Regions from separate parts of the Homo sapiens genome. Here region 2 is linked to region 1. A link is a loop called in an ENCODE intact Hi-C map of the cell type or tissue named here. Cell type or tissue: MCF 10A. All regions are shown on one strand. Each heading gives the region's core, and the rest is flanking DNA. Links, peaks and the distances in the headings are about the cores only.

Evidence for each region. Peaks named below come from ENCODE experiments on the same cell type or tissue, not always from the same donor. Only the 100,000 strongest peaks of a DNase experiment are listed, where the experiment ranks them.
Region 2: it touches region 1 in a loop (7-fold over the local background); 5 of 110 quality-filtered maps call a loop at or near these places.

The regions. Positions count from the first base shown.
Region 1 is chr1:203,332,614-203,348,033 of GRCh38, reverse strand. It overlaps FMOD (fibromodulin), which reads left to right. Exons shown (of 3, transcript NM_002023.5): 2 at 1-742; 3 at 5,540-7,406. The coding sequence ends at 5,691. Among named protein-coding and RNA genes, the nearest start is that of FMOD, 11 kb to the left of the region's middle. RefSeq lists enhancers at 1,497-2,157, 5,141-5,643. In MCF 10A, for the core only: CTCF peaks have their summits at 5,382, 7,801 (motif pointing left) and 9,409 (motif pointing right); DNase peaks (open chromatin) are centred at 5,373, 7,773 and 9,413.
Region 2 is chr1:204,122,515-204,132,216 of GRCh38, reverse strand. SOX13 (SRY-box transcription factor 13) reads right to left here. Exons shown (of 14, transcript NM_005686.3): 10 at 9,254-9,363; 11 at 9,009-9,105; 12 at 8,413-8,556; 13 at 7,360-7,576; 14 at 4,474-6,359. The coding sequence ends at 6,083. It overlaps ETNK2 (ethanolamine kinase 2), which reads left to right. Exons shown (of 8, transcript NM_018208.4): 8 at 1-1,155. The coding sequence ends at 33. Among named protein-coding and RNA genes, the nearest start is that of ERLNC1, 14 kb to the left of the region's middle. RefSeq lists enhancers at 243-778, 779-1,315, 1,332-1,834, 1,835-2,338, 5,689-6,188 and 1 more. In MCF 10A, for the core only: CTCF peaks have their summits at 3,006 (motif pointing right) and 4,382 (motif pointing right); DNase peaks (open chromatin) are centred at 1,056, 2,496, 3,036, 4,406 and 1 weaker place.

The DNA.
Region 1 (15,420 bases), core at 3,349-11,348:
TGCGACTGCCCACCCAACTTCCCCACGGCCATGTACTGTGACAATCGCAACCTCAAGTACCTGCCCTTCGTTCCCTCCCGCATGAAGTATGTGTACTTCCAGAACAACCAGATCACCTCCATCCAGGAAGGCGTCTTTGACAATGCCACAGGGCTGCTCTGGATTGCTCTCCACGGCAACCAGATCACCAGTGATAAGGTGGGCAGGAAGGTCTTCTCCAAGCTGAGGCACCTGGAGAGGCTGTACCTGGACCACAACAACCTGACCCGGATGCCCGGTCCCCTGCCTCGATCCCTGAGAGAGCTCCATCTCGACCACAACCAGATCTCACGGGTCCCCAACAATGCTCTGGAGGGGCTGGAGAACCTCACGGCCTTGTACCTCCAACACAATGAGATCCAGGAAGTGGGCAGTTCCATGAGGGGCCTCCGGTCACTGATCTTGCTGGACCTGAGTTATAACCACCTTCGGAAGGTGCCTGATGGGCTGCCCTCAGCTCTTGAGCAGCTGTACATGGAGCACAACAATGTCTACACCGTCCCCGATAGCTACTTCCGGGGGGCGCCCAAGCTGCTGTATGTGCGGCTGTCCCACAACAGTCTAACCAACAATGGCCTGGCCTCCAACACCTTCAATTCCAGCAGCCTCCTTGAGCTAGACCTCTCCTACAACCAGCTGCAGAAGATCCCCCCAGTCAACACCAACCTGGAGAACCTCTACCTCCAAGGCAATAGGATCAATGGTGAGACCTTGGCAAAGGGAGGCGGGGACTGGCTGTCTATTTCACTTGAAAGACACTATTCTGAGTGCTAGTGGCAAAACAAAAGAAATAGAAATAGGGGAACCAGACAGCACAAATGAAGCAACCTGACAACCAAGCCATACCCCTGTACAAAAGAGAATACACTTATACTAAATAGCAGTGCTAAGACAATTCAGTGGGGAGTGGGTTGGTACAGAAGAAGACTTTCCAGGAGAGGTAAGTTTCATTCCAGGTCTTGAGAGATAAGTGGGCATGGGTTGGGGGTATGCAGGATGGAGACATTCTGGGACAGAGGCTTGCCACAAAGGAGCCAGTCATTTTCACAGGTCACCTGTCGATGTAGGGGACAGCTGGGAAATGTCACGTGTCTGAGATGAAGGGGTCATGTGTCAGGGAGCAGTAAGAGATGAGTTCGGAGAAGTTTAGGAGGGAATACTTCAAAGGGAGGGAGATTTAAGTTTAGCTTCTAAAGTCTGTTTCAGGAGAATGGTGGGTTGAAGCCCTGCACTTACTCACTGTCCCAGAAGAGGATGAGCTCTCTTTTTCCACTTGAACTACTCTTGCGTCTACAGCCTGGTCTTGTGTTTTGGTGTTTATTCTCAGAGCTGAATGCGGCACTTGTTCTGGTCAGTTCTTCCTGGAGTACAAGGACCCCCTGGTGGCAGGGCAGATATCCTTCCTAGGGTAACATGAGCCTGACTACCACCAAGCCTAGGACACTGGGCTTCCTGTTTCATAAGCACTTCCTTGCAATGCCCAAAGGAAAAAAAAAAAGGCTGCCTCCCTGACTCTAAGAAATATTCATTTCAGATGGAATTATCTAGCTGATTTTCAGCTCCCTTTAGTCTTAGGATCTAGTATTCAGAACATGCTTACATTACCCCAGGGCTTCTGATGTCTTAATCCCAGCTGGAAGGTACTGAGCCAGCACTTGACCTCCCTTCCTGTCAGCAAAGTCCTCTTCCATCTGGAGAAGGGAGGACTCATTAACGACCACTGGCAAAGGGCTTTGAAGTGGAGCCTGCTGAGATAGAACCGCACCATCAAAGCGCTGAGAAGAACAGAGTCGTCACCCTCTCCCTCTCATTCCTTTCTCCCCTGTGCTCAGGGAACAGATCAGTCATTGAGCAAGATGTTAACAAGCTGGGCAGCCCTCTGAGTGAGAGAGGCACCAGCCCCAGAGGGCAATTTGGGAGTTGACAGTCGGGTGGGCAAGGCAAAGAGGCATCTGTCTGGCACCTTTAGTTTGAAGTGCCTGACACCATCATGTACAGCCTAAACTCTTTTTTATTAAAATCTCTCTTTCTTTGGGGTCTTTTTATTCCCAAGGTGGGGATTGAGGGGTCCTCTAAGACGTCTTTTTTTTTTTTTTTGAGACAGAGTCTCGCTCTGTCACCCAGGCCGGAGTGCAGTGGCATGATCTCAGCTCACTGCAAACTCCGCCTCCTGGGTTCACGCCATTCTCCTGCCTCAGCCTCTTGAGTAGCTGCGACTACAGGCGCCTGCCACCACGCTCGGCCAACTTTTTATATTTTTAGTAGAGACGGGGTTTCACCGTGTTAGCCAGGACGGTCTTGATCTCCTGACCTCGTGATCTGCCTGCCTCGGCCTCCCAAAGTGCTGGGATTACAGGCATGAGCCACCGCGCCCAGCCAAGACATCTTGAAGATGTTGCAAGCTGCAGACGTTTGACATTTCCTTGTGGCTGTCTATCATCACACCAGCAGTTACCACTACTTACCTGCCACACACTCTGAATCCAGGAGCAGTCACATCAGAAATGTCACACGTATGCTGTGCTTCATCCAAGTTTGACCCTGAAACTGTGACAGCAAAGAACAGCTGTCATGGGAAAGAATCTATTAGCACCTACCCATACAATCAGAGAAAGTTGGGATGGAAAAGGCTTCATCACAACCTTTTATCATCGTTCTGCCTTCATGCAGAACCACATCTGCCACTCAAATGGGAGGTGGACCACCTCTTCCAGACGCTTGTCAGAAAATAAAATTAGTGCAGTTTCCTAAGGTCCCGCAAACAAATTCTCTGTTCAAACAACCCCCAAATTTTCGGTGTCTACTCCCAAATCAATTCTTGTGCAATTTAAGTCCAAGCCCCGTGACTAGGTATCACTTAGTCTCTCTCAGCCTTCTTTTTAGACAAAATAATGCTTTATTTTCCTTAAAGTAGTGAATTAATATATGTAAAGTGCTTTGTCTAGGGCCTGGCATAGAATTTAAAAACCAATGATAGCTATTATTATTAGCCTTTCTTCTCATTGCCACTTTAAAGTTGACAGGCAGTTTTTGTTGTTGTTTTGGGGAAAAAGAGACACAGAGAAGGTAAAGCCATCTCTCAAAGTCCTCCAGATGATGTAGATTAGAATCCTGACCTAAAGGACCTAGAGCCAGGCATCTCCGACTGAGAATGGTGAGGAATATCTCTCTGATGCAGACCACTAGCAGGAAAACAGCTCCCCAAGCTCAGCCCCCTCTCCTACAGCAAACGTGAGGGACATCTCCCTGCAAACCAGTCAGGGACTTGGGGATGGGGGGTGTTGGAGGTGGGATTGAAACAAGCTTCTGAGAGAGGAGCTTAAAGAAGAACAGGAGCTCAGGGGCGCACAGGGGAATCAGATGTGGTCCTCTCCTCGCCACTTCCCTCTTCCATCAGTATCTCCCTCAGTTTTTCCAGCCTGGCAAGAACACAGCTCAGAATGTTATTCAGAAGCTTTGGGATTCAGTGGAGCAGGGCGGGTACACCAGTAGGAATTTGGAAAGACTTATGTCAGTATTTAATTTGGGCTAGAAAAATGTCCTCCAGTGCCTCCACGCAGAAGCCTGTCCTATTCATGGGCTTGGGGAAGACGGGGGGGTGCTCACAGTACCCAGTATGTGGCTAGAGTCCATATACACTGTGTGTCTAGCTCCCCACAGGTATGTCCCACATTTACCTATCCACAGCTGGGATCTGGAATTTTAGCAGGCAGTCTGAGGGCTCCAGGCTGGGAAAGAATCTATCACGGAGCCTGCAGCTCCATCCTAAGTAGGGCTGGAAATGATACTTAAGCTGAGCCACTTTGCTTCTTCTCCTCACCCCACTGCTCTGCTTGTACACAGATAACATAGACCCAGCCCCGGTCTAGGCTCTGCCCCCAACCTGCTCACTCAGAGGCCACTTAATCTAGTCCTTGGGACCAGAAAGGAAACATCCAAAAGTATTCCAGAAATTCTACCCCACCAGGAGTGTTTTCCAAAGACGAGTATTTCCCAGTTTCCGCTACTTTTCTCAGTGTCTAATTTTCTTTAGGCCTAGATTTTCTGTGTTATGCCTGCAATACAAGTTAATTTGCTGCAACCTCACCTCATCTTATCTTGGTCAGTGCTTAACAGAGACTGAAAACCATTGAAAATGCTAATTTAAAAACACTTTTTTCATCAGCCTCTTTAAGCTCTCCATGCTGTCTTTCTTGGAACTGTCTTCTTCATACCTATAACCTCTCCCAAGGGGAGCCCTCATGGTCACACCTAAGAATAGAGTTAGAAAAGCACCCCCTGCCCCCACTCCTCGTGCCTGGCCCCAGACTGACGCACCTCCTGACCACTGCTGCAAGCCGATGGATGCCTCTGGTACAACAGCAAGCCCCAGCTCTGGGTCTACCCAAGTATTACAGCTGCTAGGGATGTGTCCATGGACAATCCTACCCTCAAGACCCAATGGGTAACTTCATTCAAACCCCCTTTGCAGAGAATGACAACAGGAGCAAGTTTCCTGAAAGCCTCATTCACCATGGTAAAGACAGCCCTACGAGGCTTCCTCAGCTTTCAATGGTGACTTTTGCCATCTCTCCTGAAGTTTTAGCTGAGTTCTTGGCTTTTCCTTTCAAGTTACTGACCCAGTAGACTGGAGACAGAGTGGTTGATTTGTCAAAGAGGACAACCAGAGGGACAACAGGGTTAATAGCAACAGAAAGATTTATGCTAATACCATCCAAGCAGAACTATTGTCTCTACTAGAATTCTGCGGTTTAGGGGAAAATCTTAGGAGACTTCTTTTCAGGTTTAAAAAAGGGAGTAGATTGTAATCATATTAAATGCAGGAGGCAGGGAAATTATTTATTTGACTTTTGAGGTCCCTAGCAGCCCCAGTGCTCTATGAGTCCCCAGCTTCCTTTAAACTCAGAGCCTTGCTCACTGCTCTGGCAGTATTTAGAATGGAGACGTGCAACCCACTCAAAGCCCTGGCACACAAAGACACTTGTCTCTCGGCCCAGGCTTTCTCTCTTTAATTTCCTGCCACTTTTTCTATCTGTAAAGTATTAAGTCCCTCCATTTCCCCAGTCTTCTTTCTCACAGCAATTCAGCAAAGCCCTCCCTCTCCAAAAACAATCAAGTATTTCAAGGTGTCTACGGTTGGTCTTTGGCTACCCTCTGCTTCCTACTGCTGCCCACAGCTGCCCACCTGCCCCCCTATCCTGCTAAAAAAAAAAAAATGTCCCAGAGGGAAGGACGCTTAAGAACATTCCTGGGCCTGCAGAGTAAAGTTCAGGTTGGTGGTTAGGAGGTGAGCTGCAGACGCAGGCACAGTCCTCACTCTGTCCCTAGTTCTGCCCCTAGTGGCGCCAGTAAGTATGACTCCAATCCTGGAAAACATCTGCCCTCCATCCCCAACTTCCACCCCTTTATCTAAGCTGCTTCACAAAGGCTAATCTCACTGTGGCTTCAGGTTCGTAATCTGGGCTTCTCTCCCTGACCCGTGCTCCTCTTGTCCCCACAGAGTTCTCCATCAGCAGCTTCTGCACCGTGGTGGACGTCGTGAACTTCTCCAAGCTGCAGGTGCTGCGCCTGGACGGGAACGAGATCAAGCGCAGCGCCATGCCTGCCGACGCGCCCCTCTGCCTGCGCCTTGCCAGCCTCATCGAGATCTGAGCAGCCCTGGCACCGGGTACTGGGCGGAGAGCCCCCGTGGCATTTGGCTTGATGGTTTGGTTTGGCTTTTGCTGGAAGGTCCAGGATGGACCATGTGACAGAAGTCCACGGGCACCCTCTGTAGTCTTCTTTCCTGTAGGTGGGGTTAGGGGGGGCGATCAGGGACAGGCAGCCTTCTGCTGAGGACATAGGCAGAAGCTCACTCTTTTCCAGGGACAGAAGTGGTGGTAGATGGAAGGATCCCTGGATGTTCCAACCCCATAAATCTCACGGCTCTTAAGTTCTTCCCAATGATCTGAGGTCATGGAACTTCAAAAGTGGCATGGGCAATAGTATATAACCATACTTTTCTAACAATCCCTGGCTGTCTGTGAGCAGCACTTGACAGCTCTCCCTCTGTGCTGGGCTGGTCGTGCAGTTACTCTGGGCTCCCATTTGTTGCTTCTCAAAATATACCTCTTGCCCAGCTGCCTCTTCTGAAATCCACTTCACCCACTCCACTTTCCTCCACAGATGCCTCTTCTGTGCCTTAAGCAGAGTCAGGAGACCCCAAGGCATGTGAGCATCTGCCCAGCAACCTGTGGAGACAACCCACACTGTGTCTGAGGGTGAAAGGACACCAGGAGTCACTTCTATACCTCCCTAACCTCACCCCTGGAAAGCCACCAGATTGGAGGTCACCAGCATGATGATAATATTCATGACCTGATGTGGGAGGAGACAGCCAACCTCAGGCTTAGATCAATGTATAGGGCTATATTTTGGCAGCTGGGTAGCTCTTTGAAGGTGGATAAGACTTCAGAAGAGGAAAGGCCAGACTTTGCTTACCATCAGCATCTGCAATGGGCCAAACACACCTCAAATTGGCTGAGTTGAGAAAGCAGCCCCAGTAGTTCCATTCTTGCCCAGCACTTTCTGCATTCCAAACAGCATCCTACCTGGGTTTTTATCCACAAAGGTAGCGGCCACATGGTTTTTAAAGTATGAGAAACACAGTTTGTCCTCTCCTTTTATCCAAGCAGGAAGATTCTATATCCTGATGGTAGAGACAGACTCCAGGCAGCCCTGGACTTGCTAGCCCAAAGAAGGAGGATGTGGTTAATCTGTTTCACCTGGTTTGTCCTAAGGCCATAGTTAAAAAGTACCAGCTCTGGCTGGGGTCCGTGAAGCCCAGGCCAGGCAGCCAAATCTTGCCTGTGCTGGGCATACAACCCTCTGCTTTCACATCTCTGAGCTATATCCTCATTAGTGAAGGTGGCTTTTGCTTTATAGTTTGGCTGGGGAGCACTTAATTCTTCCCATTTCAAAAGGTAATGTTGCCTGGGGCTTAACCCACCTGCCCTTTGGGCAAGGTTGGGACAAAGCCATCTGGGCAGTCAGGGGCAAGGACTGTTGGAGGAGAGTTAGCCCAAGTATAGGCTCTGCCCAGATGCCATCACATCCCTGATACTGTGTATGCTTTGAAGCACCTTCCCTGAGAAGGGAAGAGGGGATCTTTGGACTACGTTCTTGGCTCCAGACCTGGAATCCACAAAAGCCAAACCAGCTCATTTCAACAAAGGAGCTCCGATGTGAGGGGCAAGGCTGCCCCCTGCCCCAGGGCTCTTCAGAAAGCATCTGCATGTGAACACCATCATGCCTTTATAAAGGATCCTTATTACAGGAAAAGCATGAGTGGTGGCTAACCTGACCAATAAAGTTATTTTATGATTGCATCTACAAGAGTGGAGTCATTTAAAGCAGACTGCAGGAGGGTTACTTTAGGAGGACCTGGTGAGGTCGCAGGTCACACAGGCCTTGGACTGATGAGCCCTCTTTCTCATCTATTCTGTTCGGGCAGATGAAGCTAAGAGGAAAAAAAAATGAAAAAAAAAAGTCACTTGTATAAAAGCTGTAGTTAGCAAACTGTGTTCTGGAAGTTCTTCTTTAAGTCTAACTTCAATCCTCTCTACACATTCCCTTCCATATGGTCCCCAAGAGATATAGAATAACTGGGGTTTTTTTTTCAACCCTTTCCACCATCCTCTCTTGCAAAGCCGGTAATTCGGGATCTGGCTAGTCCTGGGTATTGTTGTCTTAACTGCTTCTGCCCTCTAGTGGCAACTGTGCAGATCTGAGGGCAGCCAAGCCTGCCAAAGCCCGTTGGCCCTGGAAGAGGAAAACAAACCTTTACCCCCCATTTGTTTTCTCATTCATCCTGTGTTCATATCGTGAAAGCCTTTGAGTGCCAGATGTTGTGATAGGTGCTTAGCAAATGTCGCATAAGTTAGGAGGGCAGACTAGGCTTGTGCCTTCAGAACAATCCACTATTTTCTGATAGGGAAATAACAACTGATAGTTATTGGGCACTAAATTCTGTACCAAGCATGTTGCAAATGTTACAACTCCATCTTAAGCCAAAGTAAACTAATTTGACTATACTTCTCTGACGTGAGAGTTAGGCAGGAATGCTAGTGTGTGAAACTACCAGAAAGAAATCATAGCTCTAATCACAGTCCTCTCCTCAAGGACAGCAGATAAGGCCCCTCTGCCTTGGATCTCCAGTACAGGAAGATGCCATGTGGAGGAGACAGAGATGTGGCACATAGGGCAGGAATTATCTAACTATAAGGAGGAATCCTCTGCCTCTCCGTTTTTGCTTCTTTGCAGCTCCCATGAGCATCCCAACCAAGACAGAGCAGGGAGAGGAATGGGAGCCAGCCCTGCTGCAAGGCTTCCCTTGTTTCTAAACCCAGTGCTTTGTAAGAAACAGAGTAGCAAGAATAGACTGTCCCTCAGGCTCAGTTGACTCTTTTTCTTTCAGCTGCCATTTGATCAGTCTTATTATGTGCTAAGGGCTTTACTTATTTAGTATTCTTCACCATTCTCTACCATGGAGATTATTATTTTCACTATTTTACAGAGGAGGAAACTGGAAACAAAGACACAGAGGTCACCCAGGAAGGACGCATCAAGGCCAGGATCTGACCCTGGCCGTCTGTCTCCCCAGCCTGTCAGTTTTGCAATATTATTTACACTGTGCTGTCCTAAGGATCCTTGTATTGTTGGATTATTAGGTGTATGCAGGAGGCTTGTGGGTCACTGGCTGTCATAAATAGAGAAAGATCATCTTACTTTTTTTGGAGATGGACCCAAATCCATTCTGCTAGCATTCACAGTTCCTTTATGAATTTCCAATTCAAAATTCACTTTTCATCAGTAAATGTTTAGTGAGTGCCACTGAGCAGGAACTGGGGATACTGCAGAGAACAAAAGCAAACAGCCCCTGCCCTTGGGGGCTTGTAGTCCAGTGCAGTGACAGTCCTTGAACAACGGCAAAAAAATCACACTGAGGATCATGTAGTTAGACTGAGAAAGAGCTGTGACGATGAGCATAGGTCTACACCAGGATTATCAAGGAGCCTGGCCTAGATACTCTGAGATACAGAGTGAGAGCATAGTAATCCAGACGAAGAGATGGAAGGGCAGGTCCAGGCAAAGATAGCAGCATGCATACACACCCTAATGCACAAGGAAGCTTCTGAGGCTCTAGACAGCGAAAATGGCTGCAGCACAGAGAGAAAGGGAGAGAGTTTCAGTTGATCACGCTGATGCAGTAGGCAGGGGTCAAAGGCAGTAGGCTTTGTTCTCTTATTTCAGACCCAAGTACGAAGAAACTTAATTACCACCGTCCCAAACCCCATGTCCCAGGGCCTGCCTTACATGCAGGCTCACAGTTCTGCCTTCTAGCCACTAGTGGGCAGCATCTCATCTCGCACCACCAGCCTTTTCTGAAACCTTTAAATCGCAGCCCACTTAGCCCACTTTTTCCCAACTTCCTTTTTTTTTTTTTTTTTTTTTTTGAGAAGGAATCTCGCTCTGTCGCCCAGGCTGGAGTGCAGTGCCACAATCTCGGCTCACTGCAACCTCCGCCTCCCGGGTTCAAGCGATTCTCCTGTCTCAGCCTCCTGAGTAGCTGGGATTACAGGTGTGCGCCACCACGCCCGGCTAATTTTTATATTTTTAGTAGAGACAGTGTTTCACTATGTTGGTCAGGCTGGTCTCGAACTCCTGACCTCATGATCCGCCCACCTCGACCTCCTAAAGTGCTGGAATTACAGGCGTGATCCACCACTCCCGGCCTTTTTTTTTTTTTTTTTTTTGAAACAGGGTCTCACTCTCACCCAGGCTGGAGTGCAGTGGCGCGATCTCAGGTCATTGCAACCTCCACCTCCTGGGTTCAAACAACCCTCCTGCCTGCCTCAGCCTCCCAAGTAGCTGGGACTGCAGGCATGTACCACCATACCTAACTTTTGGCTTTTTTGTAGAGATGGGGTTTCATCATGTCGCCCAAGCTGGTCTCCGACTCCTGGACATAAGCGATCTGCCCGCCTAGGCCACATGCCTAGGCTTACAAAGACTTTGTAAAGGATTACAAAGGAAACTAATTACATTGAAGTACAGTTACCAAAATATAAAACATATACATTTTTGATATAATAATATATATGTTTCTTTATTAAGTCGATGAATAACAAGATTTAGCAACAGGTCTAGTTAATTATAGTCATTTCAAACTATTGATGCATGTAAATGGCATATCAAACTATTTTAACAACTGTAATGTGATATAAAAATATCTTGGCCGGGCGCGGTGGCTGGCCGGGCGCGGTGGCTCATGCCTGTAATCACAGCACTTTGGGAGGCCGAAGCGGGCGGATCACGAGGTCAGGAAATAGAGAACATCCTGGCTAACACGGTGAAACCCCGTCTCTACTAAAAAATACAAAAAAAATAGCTGGGCGTGGTGGTGGGTGCCTGTAGGCCCAGCTACTCGGGAGGCTGAGGCAGGAGAATGGCGTGAACCCGGGAGGCGGAGCTTGCAGTGAGCGGTCTGCACTCCAGCCTGGGCAACACAGCAAGACTCCGTCTCAAAAAAAAAAAAAAAATCTGTGGGCCGGGTGCTCTGGCTCACACCTGTAATTCCAACACTTTGGGAGGCTCAGGCGGATGGATCACTTGAGGTCAAGAGTTCAAGACCAGCCTGGCCAACATGATAAAACCCTGTCTCCACTAAAAATACAAAGATTAGCTGGACATGGTGGCGCATGCCTGTAGTCCCAGCTACTCAGGAGGCTGAGGCAGGAGAATTGCTTGAACCTGGGAGGCGGAGGCTGCAGTGAGCCAAGATAGAGCCACTGTACTCCAGCCTGGGCAACAGCGAGACTTCATCTCAAAAAATAAAAAATAAATAAAAATATATGTGATTTCAGCTGGTGACAAAGCCTCAGGTACTGCTAATAAGGCTGTGGTTTGTTACCTTCATAATTGAAAGGAATGCTACATTTCTGTTAGATGTATGAAAAACAAAGATAGGATTTCCCATTTCTCTCTAAGTCAAGCCAAGGAAAGACAAGCAGAAACATGGATCATAGAGGGAAGGCAAGAAAAATAGGCAAATCATCGTCTTTTCTCTCTATGAACATAGCTTAATCACTCAACAAATTTTTACTGAATGCAAACCTTGAGCTAGATAATGTGTCAGTAGTTGCTGCATTTAGTATGTGAAAGTTGAATGTAAAGTTCTCAAGGTTCTTGCCATGGCATGTGATAGAAATAATAATAACTAACATTTGTTTTACCTTAACAACTTAAAAGACACCTAGTTCATTCAAGAACCCATGAGGTAGTTTGCTATAAGTGCCAATTAAGGCATAGGGACAAAATGTTCATTTTTTTTTTCCAAGGGTGGGGAATGATGAGGGGCAGGGTAGCCAGGAATGCTGCAGAACAGCCCCAAGCTCCCTCTCACTGGGGGCTTGCAATGCACTTCTTTGTTAGCTTTGTTTGCTAGCTCAGCCATTTATTCTACTAAGCACTCAGATGCAGGGTCCACAGTTGATGTATATCATCAGGAGACTCAGTATCCTGTGTAGACCTCAAACTCTCCCAGAAATTCTTCTGCCTCAGACAGATGGGAGCTAGTAGACATGACTCCTGTTGCCAGCTGAGCCTCTGGGTACCTAGGCTAGAAAGTTGTGCCCAGATGGAGCAAACACATTGCTCAATCTTGTAGCAGCCCAGGTTTCCAGAGTAGGAAACTTTTCTGGAAACTAGGCCATGCTCATATGTGCTGCATGAAATGGCACAATAAACTGGACCTAATCCTTTCCTGGACCGTGTGGTCCAGGGAGCAGAAGAAGGGGGAAATGAGTCCAGAAAGACTGGAATGGACAAAAGGACCAAGCAGACCATGCCCAGCCATGCTGGGCTCCAAAAGAAACTGCAAACACTAAAGATAAATGAGCTGTTTCCATCTATGTGTCCAGATTGTGAGCTACACGTAGGGGAGAAAGAACAGAAGTACATTTGACCCAGTTTAAGAAATAAAAACAGGAAATGGGTCAGAGTTCCAAGAGGCAATAAGAAGACCTACCTACATAAGCAAGAGTATTGGAAATCAGAGGGGTCAGTCTTGAACTTTCTTACAACCCACCAGAAATAGAGAATCGGCAGCTTTGTCCTTGTATTCTACCCCAATAATCCCCACATTTTCTCCACAAGTGTTCATCAGAGCCATGAGTTTTGGCAAAATAGGACTCTGGAGGCAGGCAGGGACAATAACAGAAGCATGCTATCAGTGCCAGGCTTAGCTGGCAGTCCCAGAGGTAGATCTGAGTCAGATAACAAGACCAACAATGGCAGTTTGCACAAGAAGGTGTGCGGAAAGCTATTCCAAGGAAGGAGCCAGAAAACTCAAGTCCCAAAGTAGAAACAGATATATACAATCAAGGTATACACACGGTCAAGGCGTCAGGGGCATAAGCAGTTCCAAGCCCTGTAGCAAGGGTAAGCCAGGAGCAGAGGGGATGTCCTTATGGCAGCAGGGGAGTGGACCCAGAACAGCCCTGAGGGCTTTGGCCCAGAGCAAGTGTCAGGTGGTGTTTCCTGGCCCGTCCTCCCCTAAGGGGACTCTCAGCCCATAGGCACCTTAAAATTATGAAAAGCATCTCTCATTGGCCTCACTTATTATGTTTTCTGAGCCAAAAATTATGACACATTTTAATAAATACCTATGTTTTCATAGGACAATAAAACAGACTTTTTTTTTTTTTTTGAGACAGAGTCTCGCTCTGCAACCTCCGCCTCCTGGGGTCACACCATTCTCTTTCCTCAGCCTCCTGAGTAGCTGGGGCTAGAGGCGCCCGCCACTGCACCCAGCTAATTTTTCGTTTTCGTATTTTTAGTAGGGATGGGGTTTCACCGTGTTAGCCAGGATGGTCTCGATCTCCTAACCTCGTGATCCTCCTGCCTCAGCCTCCCAAAGTGCTGGGATTACAGGCGTGAGCCACTGGGCCCGGCCAAAACAGAATATTTTTAAACATTCATGTCCTAGAAGTCCAAGAAATAATCATCAAGGACCATTTGGGGCCAGACCACCAGCTAGAGGCTGGGTTGTGTCAGTCCCAGTTCTTAGTTTGCAAACAACAGAAACTGAAGTTAGCTGATTTAAACCGAACGAGAATTCATTCGTTTGTTCGTTTAAAGGGGGATGGCATATCAGGTAGTTCTGGGAGGGCTCCAGACCAAGCTTGAGGGCATGCAATCAGAAACAACACCCAAGGACCCAAGTTCATGTCCATAAAGACCCCCCACCCCGCCCTGGCACAGACTCGGGAGCTCCATTTATGAGAACTGCTGCTGTTCCTGCCTATGGAATCTGGAGGCCACTGCCATCACTGCCCTACCGTCATCAGGGTGGGTTCCACAGGGCCTTTGCTTTATCATGTCATTAACTTTCAATTCCAAGTCAAACTGGCAGAACCAAGTCAGGTGCTAGTGCCCTACCAGCAAGTGAGACTGGGAGGTGAGTATCTGGCAATCTCATATTTAATAATAGGAGTCAGGCTCTGTCTCACATAGTGGGGAATTTCCCAAAATAAATAAAGGGCTCAGATGCCGAACAGCCAAAAAATAGAAGATTTTCCTTTCAAGAAATCTGTGGAAGGGGTTTGTGAGGTGTATTCATCTTTTTTTTCCCCCTTGATACAGGGTCTTGTTCTGTTACCCAGTCCGGAGTGCAGTGGTTCAATCGTGGTTCACTGCAGCTTTGACTTCCAGACTCAAGCAATCCTTCCACCTCAGCCTCCCAAGTAGCTAGGACCACGAGTGCCCGCCACCATGCCCAGCTAATTTGGTTTTCAATTTTTGTAGAGACAGGGTCTTGCTATGTTGCCCAGGCTGGTCTTAAGCTCTTGAGCTCAAGCCATCTTCCTGCCTCAGCCCTTCAAAGTGCTGGGATTACAGACGTGAACCACCATGCCTGGCCTTGCATTCATCCATATACCAGCCGCCAAGACAGCTCTGTGGAACTGGGTAAGAGAGACACCAACAGGGGTATAGAATGACCTTATATAAATTAGGACTGCCACATACAAACACCTCCTTCTTAATCCAGAAACATTACATCCTGGTGAAAGCTAACACTGCTTTGAATCTGGTTTCAGATCCACAGAACCCATTTCCATTTGTTCCCTAGGGCTGCCGTAACTAAGTACCCACAAACTGAGTAGCTTAAAACAATTTTTAAGATGTATTTATTTTCTCATAGTTCCAGAGGCCAGAAGTCCCAAGTCAAGGGTTGGAAGAGTCATGCTTCTTCCAAAGGCTCTAGGAATCCTTCCTTGCCTCATTCAGCTTCCGGTGGCTCCTGGTGTGCCTTGGCTTGTGCTAGTATAACTCCAGTCTTCACCTGCCTGTGTCTTCACATGGCCATCTTCTCCCTGTCTCTGTGTCTTCTGCTTCTTATAAAGACACCAGTCATAGCCGGAAGCGGTGGCTCACACCTGTAATCCCAGCACTTTGGGAGACCCAGCTGGGTGGATCACCTGAGGTCAGGAGTTCGAGACCAGCCTGGCCAACATAGTGAAACCCCATCTCTACTAAAAATACAAAATTAGCCAGCTGTCATGGCAGGTGCTTGTAATCCCAGCTACTCGGGAGGCTGAGGCAGGAGAATTGCTTGAACCCAGGAGGTGGAGGTTGCAGTGAGCTGAGATTGCGCCATTGTACTCCAGCCTGGGCAATAAGAGTGAAACTCTGTCTCAAAAACAAAAAAAAAAGACACCAGTCATCAGATTTCAGGCCCGCCCTAATTCATTAGGATCTCATCTTTTAAATTATTTTTATTTTTATTTATTACGGACACGTAATATTTGTACATATTTATCTTACGATCTCATCTTGACCCCTAATTAATTATAACTGCAAAGACCTTGTTTCCAAATAAGTCATATTGTAAGGTTCCGGGTGGACATGGATCCTGGGGGGACACTATTCAATGCACTGTGCCATCTAACAGGGACTTCCATAAGGCAGACAAAAGAGCTTCATCTAGGATGTCAGACAGATGTTTCCAGGGCCTTGGGAATGGAATACCAGCCAAGCACTAAGTCCCAGGCACCTGAAACCCAGGCCTTGGTGTATGATACCCTGACAACAGCAAAAACAGCCCAAGGAAGGCATCGTCTATTCACCAAACTAAACAGCAGAGAAAAAGAAAAGGGGACATCCTGGGTTGGTGTATACAGATGACAACTCACATTTATCCTTTTCTTTTCTTTTCTTTTCTTTTCCTTTTCTTTCTTTTCTTTTCTAATAGAGATGGGGTCTTGCCATGCTGACCAGGCTGGTCTCGAACTCCTGGCCTCAAGCCTTCCTCCCATCTTGACCTCCCAAGGTGCTGGGATT
Region 2 (9,702 bases), core at 1-8,000, 790 kb before region 1:
CCTCAAGCGTCAGCCTTGGAGATGCCAAAGTGACCAGCCACCCCATCCCTCCCCTACCCATCTGTCTGGCCAGACCTGTTCTCCAGAGCTCAATTCTGCACTCTGGGATCCACACCCTTGGACAGGGTGGGAGAGGGGACACATGGGTGTCCAGGGAGAAGGCTCTGTCCCTGCCGCCAGACCCCAGTGGTTGCCACTGAAGACCTCATTCTCCTGTCTGGAGGGGCTGATAGGACCCCCTTCCGGGGGTCCCCTTCACCCCACCAGGCTTGGGAGGAAGTGCCTGCAGCCAGGTCCTGAACCATAACCACCCCTGGGAAACACATCATTCCCAGCCTCAGGCCCTGCTGGAATTGGGGCTGCCTTATATGTGTGTTTACCCCTTCCTGGCCTGGGGAAGGAGGCGGGGAGGGCTCCTTTCTACCTCCAGTGCCCTGAGCCTCCAGTCCGTCTCCCCCTGCATGCCCCATGTGGGAGGTGCTGAGCTCCAAACCAGCATCACACCAACTCTGACACATGGATGTACCTATCTTGGTGATGGGTGGGGGCCAAGAATTGAGCATGACATCTTCCCCAGCAGCCACCTCCTCTGAGATCCCTCACCTTCTCCAAACCAGATCCAATCAAACCTCAGCCCGAGGAAACATGCTCCCCAACGTGCTCTCCTGTGCTTCTGTTTTGTCCCCCTGCTGGGGGGACAGGAGAGGGAGTGGTGAGGCCCTGGGCCTCCAGAGCCTGGCTCTGCTTTGTGCTGTGGCTTAGCCGGAGGGGACGTGGCCAAGGGTGAGGTGGCCAAAACCAGAACCAGCAGTCTCCTGCCTTGTTCCCTCCCTGGCCCTCAGGCCCTCCTTCCAGGGATGTCTCTCCAGCTCTACTTTATGTCCTGAAGCTGACCCGAGGTCTTCCTATCTGGAATGACTAGAGGGAGCCAAGAGGATGGGGTGGGGGCCAGGGCCCCCCAGGGCCTATCGTGGGAGAGCCTGGGCAGGATCCCATCAGAAAGGTGCTGACTAAACTGGTTGCCCGGACACTCAACAGCCTCCACCTCCCTTTCTACCCTCACAGCTCCTGGGGCCTTCCTGGCTCTGGCCCAGAAAGTGATTCATTTGTAAATTATCATGGTTTTCTTTCTGCATTAAAATGCTCATTTCCGGACTGCTGTGTCTTGAGTGACAATGGTGAGGAACTGACCCCTGCGTGGGGGCTGAGGGGTGCTGTAACCCCTCCTGATATCCCCCCTCCACCTGGGCTTCATGCTGAAGTCAAGGTAGCCGCCTGCACACATCCTCCTGTGCACCTAGCTCCGAAGGCTCTGGGCAGGGCCCCCTATTTCTCTCACTCAGCTTCTGTGCCTTTGACTCTCTTAGTAGAACCTACCAGTTAAACCCGGTAAAGCACTGCTTAGGGGGAACTAGGCTGTGGATTACAAGGACTTTGGTTGACCCAGGAGATGAACCAGTGACATTCTAAATAGAAGTGCTCAGGACACCTTCCTCGGTCATGTCTGGCTCCCAGCTGTCAGTGGGGTGGGGAAGGGGCTGCTCTGCCTGAGAACAGGCAGGAGTGATTTCTGGAACCAATCCGTCACTTTTTCAGAAGGCCAGAAGGAAGAGCAGAAACTCAAAGATGAGAAGGGGGCACCCCTCTTGGCAGCCCAGTCACTCCGGCTATACTTCCCAGGCTGTGCACTGGGCAGCAGCTGCTCCAGGACTGCCCCCCTGCCAGTAAGTGCCCAGTGCCCTTAGGGGCAGCAGAGGCAACAGCAGCAGCAGCCTGCCAGGTGGACTCTGGTTGTTTGGCTTTTGCCTGCAAAAAGCACCCTGGTGCCATGGCAACCACTGGAGCTGGCACCTGCAGCTGGAGCTTTCAAGGTCATGGTGATCCAGCATAGCCAGGCCCTCCATGGGCAGCAGCCTCGGGGGGTGACAGTGGGGGGACACGAGCGAAAGAGGTGCCCAGGCATAGGGATGGTGCCAGGGCTGGGCAGGTAGGGGCCCCCTGGGGTCACCTGTGGGGTCAGGTGGTCATCATAGACACTACCTGTCTGGACTAAATAGCAGTGTCCCCGCTCCTTCTTCCTCTCTGAGCCACCTCTGGAATTGAGGGCAGAATTAACACTGTGAAGCCAGCTTTGTTTCCAGCCTCCTGGGTCTTGATGCTGTTGCGCTGGAGATAAGTGTTGCAGTGGTGAGTAGGGAATGGCTGGGACAGAGCCCCCCCCCCCCCCCCGGGTATTGTCCTGTGCCCCTAAGGTCCTGACCACCATCTGTATGGGAAGGAATTAACAGCAGACATCATCCCACTGCCGCCTCTGAGAAAGCATTCTCCTTCCCCCAGTCCTCCAGGGGAGTGAGCCGGTGTGGTGGCAGGGAACACAACCCTGTTCCTCAAAGTCTGGGAGTTCCACCTTGGCTCCTTTCACTGCCACCCCAGGCTAACCAGCACTCCTGTCCTCCTGGCTGAGCACCAGGCCTGGGAGCCTCCCAGTGTGATCCGGGTTCCACCCCCTCGGGCCCCTTCCAGGACTCTTAGCAAAGAGCTCTAGTTAAAGGACTCCTGGGCACATTCACCTTCCCAACGGGCTCTGCCCCTCGGTCTCTGCCGGAGACGCACGGAGGGGACGAACTTGTAGCCCAGCTTTCCTGGTAATGACCACAGCACTCTGCTCCTGGCCTCTCCAACCACCTGGCCCCATCCTGCCTCTCATGAGACAGGGGTGGGGCTCCAGGACCCGCAACTGTGTCTCAGCAGAGGGAATAAGGCAGGCAAGACAAGAGGACTTGCGGGAGGGAAGAGGAACTCAGGACCGACAGGTGGGAATGAGCCAGGCTGGGAGAGTCTTGAGACTGGCAGGACATGGTTTGGACCCACCAGTGGAGTGGAGGAGGCCGGGGGCCGAGAGGGGCGGGCGGAGAGGGGAGGGCGGAGAGCGGAGGGCCGGAGGGCAGAGGGCTGAGGGGAGTGGGAGGTGCAATGGGCAGCTCTCCATCGTGACCACCAGGGGGCAGGCGCCGCCGCCAGCTCCTCCTCCCACCTCTGCCTGCATCTTTTCCAGACGTGGCGTGGGGAGGGCGAAGGAGAGGAGGCTCTGAGAACCCGGGCTGGGGAAAAAACAGCCAGCCAGCGTTCAGGACGCTCCCCATACCAAATGGCTGGGCCCTTAATTCTTGGGCAGTCTCCATTCCACACCCTCCCAACTTTGTGGCCCTAGAATCAACCACCACACCTACCCTCTCTCACCACTACCCTCTCCAATCTAGAAATCCCTCCACCAGTACTCAAGAGCTTGAGGACTTGAGTTGGGAAGTTCACTCTTTTTTGTGGAAAAGGTGTTCTTTATGTCAAGACAGTCTTGAACCTCATCCAGGAGCTCAAGTTCTGCCTCATGAACTTTGTGCAATACTACACTTTGCCCACCTGGCAGTTTTGGAGAAAGCAATCTTGTCCTTTCTGTCCAACTCTGTCTTCTTTTCTAGAGGAAACACGCCTGACCCTTCTGACTATTCCTCTAAGGACAATGTGCACCAGGATCCCTCCTGTGCTCCTCCATGTGGGGTGCCTGCTTCAGGGCCCCTCCATTGTGAGACTTCCCTAGTGAGGGGGCGAGGAAGGGCACGCTACCCCTGGGACTAGGTCTGTGTGGGGTACACTGGACCATCACCTCCCCTGTTGTGAACACAAGCCTCTATTAATGCAGCCCAAGTCCAACTCTTCCACAAGAACTACTGCCATTCGGTTTTGCTGTCCCCACTCTATACTGATGGGATTAATTTTTCACTACAAGATGTGTCTCTCTAGAGCCTGGTTAATATGCATTTTTGAGGTGTTTCAGTCTGTCATCCGGCCCTTGCAGGCCTATTACTTCTCCTAATGGGATAACTAGGTCTGAAGTGTTCACTCAAAGCATGTGTCATGGATAGAGAGCCCTGAAGCATTATCATTAGAGACCCTGCTTCATTAATTAGCATCGTAGGGGCCTCAGATGGGCTTCAGGGTAAACCTTTGTGGGCCCTTTTCTAAGAAAAGGATCCACAGCTTTCATTAGAGTCTCAAAGGGCTACTTCTCTGAATGGTAAGAACCAGGTATAAGGTTTAATCTTGTTGTCAGATGAGGACAATGAGGCCCCAAAGGAGAGACCTGGCTCCCACTCCCCAACCCCAGCCATGTGGCCAGTTCTAGAGAGACCCCGAGCTTCATGACTCCTATTACAGTGCTCTTACTACTGCCTTCTTTCTTAGGATCCGGGTGGCCTCACCTCGTCAAGGTAGGGGCATTCAGCGTGGGCTCTGTGGAGGGCATGTGTCACTCACAAGCTTGGCCTGGGATTCCCTTGCATTAAGCCAATTCCTCTGAGGCCCCAGGCCTGAAGCTCCTGCAGGCTGCCACCAGGGGACAGTGGTGCCCAGGCTGGTGGCATATTTGGGAATTCTGGACTTAGGCCAGCCTCCCTCCTCCCCTGCACAAGGGCCAGATTCTGAAATGATCTGTCTTTATTATGTCATCAGAAAACAAAAAAATCCCCCGAGTGTAAACAGGAGAAATGTGCTGGTTAAGTTACTCATCATTATCTTATTATTAACAAAATAAAGCACTATCTATGTTTACAGTCATAAAAAAAGAAACAGCCTGGAGAGAAGTGGGGGCTTTGAGGATGGAGAGAAGACGGGGGCAGACACAGACTCCACATCTGGCCCTGTGGGATTTGGGGTTCCCATACTGATCCAAGGGCTATTTAGATCTTCAGAGTTAGGTGACAATGGGATTTGATTTCCTTAGGGAACAAACTTTGTGAAACTGATCAGAGGCTGAGATCCAGTCCCTAGTATAGAGTGGGGGAGGGGAGGGCAGGCAGGTGAGGGGCAGGGCTGGGTGGGAGAGGCTGAAGCCCAGGAGTCTTCTCAACCTCTTCCAAGAATGGGGACCCCCCCGACCCTGTGCTCATGAGGGAGGAATAAAGACCAGCTGCCATGGACAGCCCCTCTCCAGGGCCTCTGACGCTGGCAGGAAGGGGAGCACCATCAATCCTCCTGTCCCAACTCCCTCGTGGGATCAGGTTGGGACCAGGGGCGGGGGCACCAGGACAAAGCCCCTTGGAGGCCGAGGCACATTCCCATGCTGATCAGAGCTAAAAATGGCTCCGTGGGAACCGACTGGCAGAGCCAGGGAGGGAGTGAAGGGGAGGGCAGGAGGAGGTCAGGAAGGCTGATGAGCCCAGGGCAGACCAGGGGCCTACATAGACCCAGAGAATCCAGAGGGCACAGGGGGCAAAGGACAGACACCAAGAAAGAGAGAAATAGAGGGCCTTGCAGAGAGACGAGGACAGAGAGAGACAGAAATGCACACAAGGACACACAGAACCTGAGACACCCAGACTGACAAAGAGGTAGCAATTTGGGGACAAAGAGAAGCACAGAAAGAGGCCCCCAGAGAAGCAGGAGTGGCATCGAGAGACACACCCACAGGAACTCAGCAACAGTGCCTGGCACGTAGTGGGCACTCAATAAATATCTTGTGCAGTGAATGAACAGATGAAACACACACACGTGCACGCGCACACATACAGCAGCCAGAGGCACAATAGGCTTGGCAGAGATGAAAACAGCAAGGGACAGCCAGACCCTTTTGCACAAAGTACAAAGCGATCCTGGTGATAGACGAGCAGTCTGGGGGAGTGTGGGAGGGGTGTTGGTCCCACAGTGGCTGGTCCAGCCAGGACAAGAATGGAAACAAAGCATGTGACCCCAGGGAGACAGGTCGGTAGATGCCATACCCCAGGTGGATAGACACCTGCAGGAGAGGAGAGTCATACAGTGTCCCCTGGCCATAAGCCCTAAAGGCTGAGGTGCTCAGCCTGCTCAGCCCATGGCCATACTGCAGTTCCTGCCCACCCAGGCCAACAGCTCCTCAGGAAGGGAGGGCGCCTCTCCCCTCATGAATGTATCTGCAAGTGCACAGCTTTGCCCATCTCTGGGGCACGAACAAGTCCAAGTACCAACATAGTCTTAGGTTGGCTGGCTGTGCCCATCGAGTTGGGACAAGGTCTTCCCCAGAGGAGAAGGGGCCAGGCCCACCCAGCCGGGATCAGTCTGTGAGCACCACCAACTCCCCATCGCTCTTCTCTTCGCCCTCCGAGTCCTCGTCCTCGCTGTACCGGTACATCTCGCCATCAGCCACCGAGTGCCTGTCATCTGTGCCCTCACCCTCCTCTCTGAGGCTGCAGGTGTTGACGATCACAGGCATGTTGGGGTCCAGGCTACGAGGGACATAGTGCTCCACCAGTGGCTGTGCCAGCGGCATGCCTGCTGCCCGAGGGTACAGGACATCTGAGGAGCTCATCTGCACCTGGCCAGCCTGCGGGCTGTGGGGCAGAGAAGGGGAACGGTGATGGATGCACACTTGATTCAACCCCAAACCCATCTCCCCTCCAGGCCTCCTCAGAGCATGCACTCCCACTCCACACACTCTTGGCTGTGACTTATATACCCTGCCCCCAGCCTGCTTTCTGATGGCCAAATTCACTGGCACCTACGACCCTGCAGATGACCTGCAGACCTAGGGCCATAGATGTGTTCAACAGATAATATTCTTGGAGGATCATGTGTGAATCCAGTTTTTAGAACTTGTATATTTTATGTTTTGTTTACTTATATTTAGAGACAGGGTCATGCTCTGTCACCCATGCTGGAGAACAGTGGTACAATCACAGCTGACTGCAGCGTCAGCCTCCCAGGCTCAAGTGATCCTCCTGAGCCTGCCTCAGCCTCCTGAGTAGCTGGGACTACAGGTGTGAACCACCACACCTGGCTAATTTTATTTAAAGATGAGGTTTCACTATGTTGCCCAGGCTGGTCTCAAACTCCTGAGCTCAAGGGATCCTCCTGCCTCAGCCTCCCAAAGTGTTGGCATTACAGGCGTGTGTCACTATACCAGGCAGAAATTGTATATTTTAAATGCCCTGGGAGATGTCCTGTTTAAAGGAATAGACTAGGGTGCTTGCTTTAGTCAAGTCAGGAACCTTTCTGTGTGATGAATACTTTGATTTCTAGCACCTCTGAATTTCTATTGAGTTTATCGGCCGTGGGATCTACAGGCACTTTCTCCAGGTCCACGTGGCCAGTCCTCCAGTCACATTCCTACATCCTCAGCCACTGAGTGCTCACCACAGTCACATACATAGCCATACACAGTCGGGTCGCACGTGCAGGCTCAGCTATACACAGATAACACACACACGTACGCATACACACAGCACCCCTGGGGTCACACACAAAGGCAGGCCACACACTGACACCCAGCCACTCATGAGAGCTACACATGTACACACAGTCTCCTGGCTGCCTGCGGGGGGGCCTGCTCACGGGATCACGTAGCTCTGGCGGGCATCCTGACGCCGGGTCCTCATCAGGGCCTTGTACTCTCCCACGCGCAGCCGCTTGCCCTCCACGATGCAGGTGCGCTTGGGCCGCGGCTTGTACTTGTAGTCAGGATACTTCTCCAGGTGCTGCCGGCTCAGCCGCGCCTGTTCCTCATAGTAGGGCTGCTTCTCCTGGTTGGTCATGGACTTCCAGCGAGATCCTGACCCAACCCCCCAGGGGCAGGCAGTCAGTGCTGGGCTCTGCTGACCACCCCCAGCCCCATGCAGGACCTGAGAAGACCTTGATCCCCAGGTGGGTCCATAAGATAATATATGTGCAAGCACTTAGCAAGGGCCTGGCCCGATACGGGTGCTCCTTGGATATTGGGCAAATGAATGAAGTTGGCCTGTATAGGGATATCCAACTGCCAGCTTAAGACTCAGTACCCACCCATGTTCCTAACAATCCAGCAACTTCCTTGAGCCTCTGGCCTGCCTGATTTGCATAAACAAAAGAGCAGCCACCTCAGACCTTCAACAACCCAGACAGGCTCCCTGCTCAGGACAAAATACCTGATGTCTCAGTTGACAGAGTCCTGCGCTGACACTGGAGGAGCCTCAGTCTTGAAAACAACTGGCCCCTCGAGCTCCATCTGCCCTGCCCAACATCCCTCCGTGGCCACCAATCAGGACATATAATTTAAAAAAATCTTTCTAGTGACAGCCCAGGAACACTAGTCTCTCCTGTTTTCTGCCAGAGCAAGGGTCTGGACAAACAGTGGAACAGGTTAGGTTTAGATCAGGAGTACTAAAGAATGTAAACACACACACACGCACACTCCTTGAGTTCTTGAGGACAGGTGCTACCGAACACTTCAGTGATATAAGACCCCAGGACCCAGCTGCCCTCACATCCCCAGCAACTCCTGCACCCCTGTCGTCAGATTCCACTGGAGTCCAACACAGTATGGAATATCACCAAGCAAGCCCTGAATAGACCCAGCTGGCTCCTGCAACCAGGTCACACTGAACCATGGCCCCAGCCACTGGCCCTTACCAAGGATCTTGCTGATGCTGGAGTTGTGCATGTCTGGGAAGGCTTGCAGGATCTTCCTCCGCTCATCCTTGGCCCACACCATGAAGGCGTTCATGGGCCTCTTGATGTGGCTGCTGTTTCGGGACTCGGGGAAGTGGCGGGAGCCTGGGAGACAGGAGTGAAGTCAGCCAAGCAGCCTGTCTGGGGTCAGGAGAGTGCCCCAGGGCCAGCAGAGAGACGTCCCCTACTTGACCAGCAGGAGGCACTGAGGAGGCTCCCACAGCAGCCAGCCGAGGAGGAGCAAGGCAGGAGCAGATGGGGCAGAAGAAACAGCAAATTATCCGCAGAGGCCCAGCCAGGGAACCAGAGACAGACACACAAGAAAATCACAGCGGTATGGCCTCAAGAGAGAGCAGAAACTCAGCAGTCACAAAACTTAGGAAAGCAGACTCAGAGACAGAGCCGACAGACACATAATGGGACAGCAGAGGCACACACACCTGGAAAGGACCCAACAGACCAAGGGAGGGAAGAGATCAGAGGCAGACACAGCCCTGGCCCTGGTGGAATACAGAGTTGGGCCCTCCTGCGCATCAGCCCTGCGCCTGAGCCCTCACCATCCATGTCGCAGCTCAGCATGGCTTCCTCCAGTGGGTGCACACAGCCGTCCTCCAGCCGCTCCTTGGCTGGGGATGAGTCCAGGCTGATGAGGTCCTAGGTTGACAGGGGCAACCTGACATCAGCCTCCTCTGCATCACCCCACTCCTCCCCATGCTCCTCTCTTGGTGGCCTCAGACTGTGTCTTCCACTCCTGGCCACCATCTGTTGCTGCCCCTAGGCTCAAGGGAGTGGGGGACCATACCTTACGGAAGGGGGTGTTGGGGGAGCCATCCAAGGCCCCACTGTGGCTGTGCAGCAGCTGCCGAGCATCCTGGATGGCTTTGGTGACAGCGTCCCCTTCACCAAGGAAGCCTGTGGGAGAGGGCAGAAGAGAGGGAAGAGAAGCGAGAGAAGCTGAGGGCATCAGCCCAGCATGAGCCCAAACTCCATCAGCTTCCCGCCATGCCACTCCCATGAGGCACCTGAGTTAGTGTTCCCTCCTGTTCTTCCACAGGGCGGCTGCATTGCATGTCCTCAGGGATATGCCACTTACACTGGCTAGTTATTGTGCATGTCAATAGACTAGAAATGACAACAGTACCCCCTGGAACTATGTGACTCTGGCCTGAATCCCTGATGCTTGGAATGCCCAGACAGATATGATGAGGGAGAGGAAGAAGGGGATCTTCTGCTAAGAGCAAGTCTAACCCC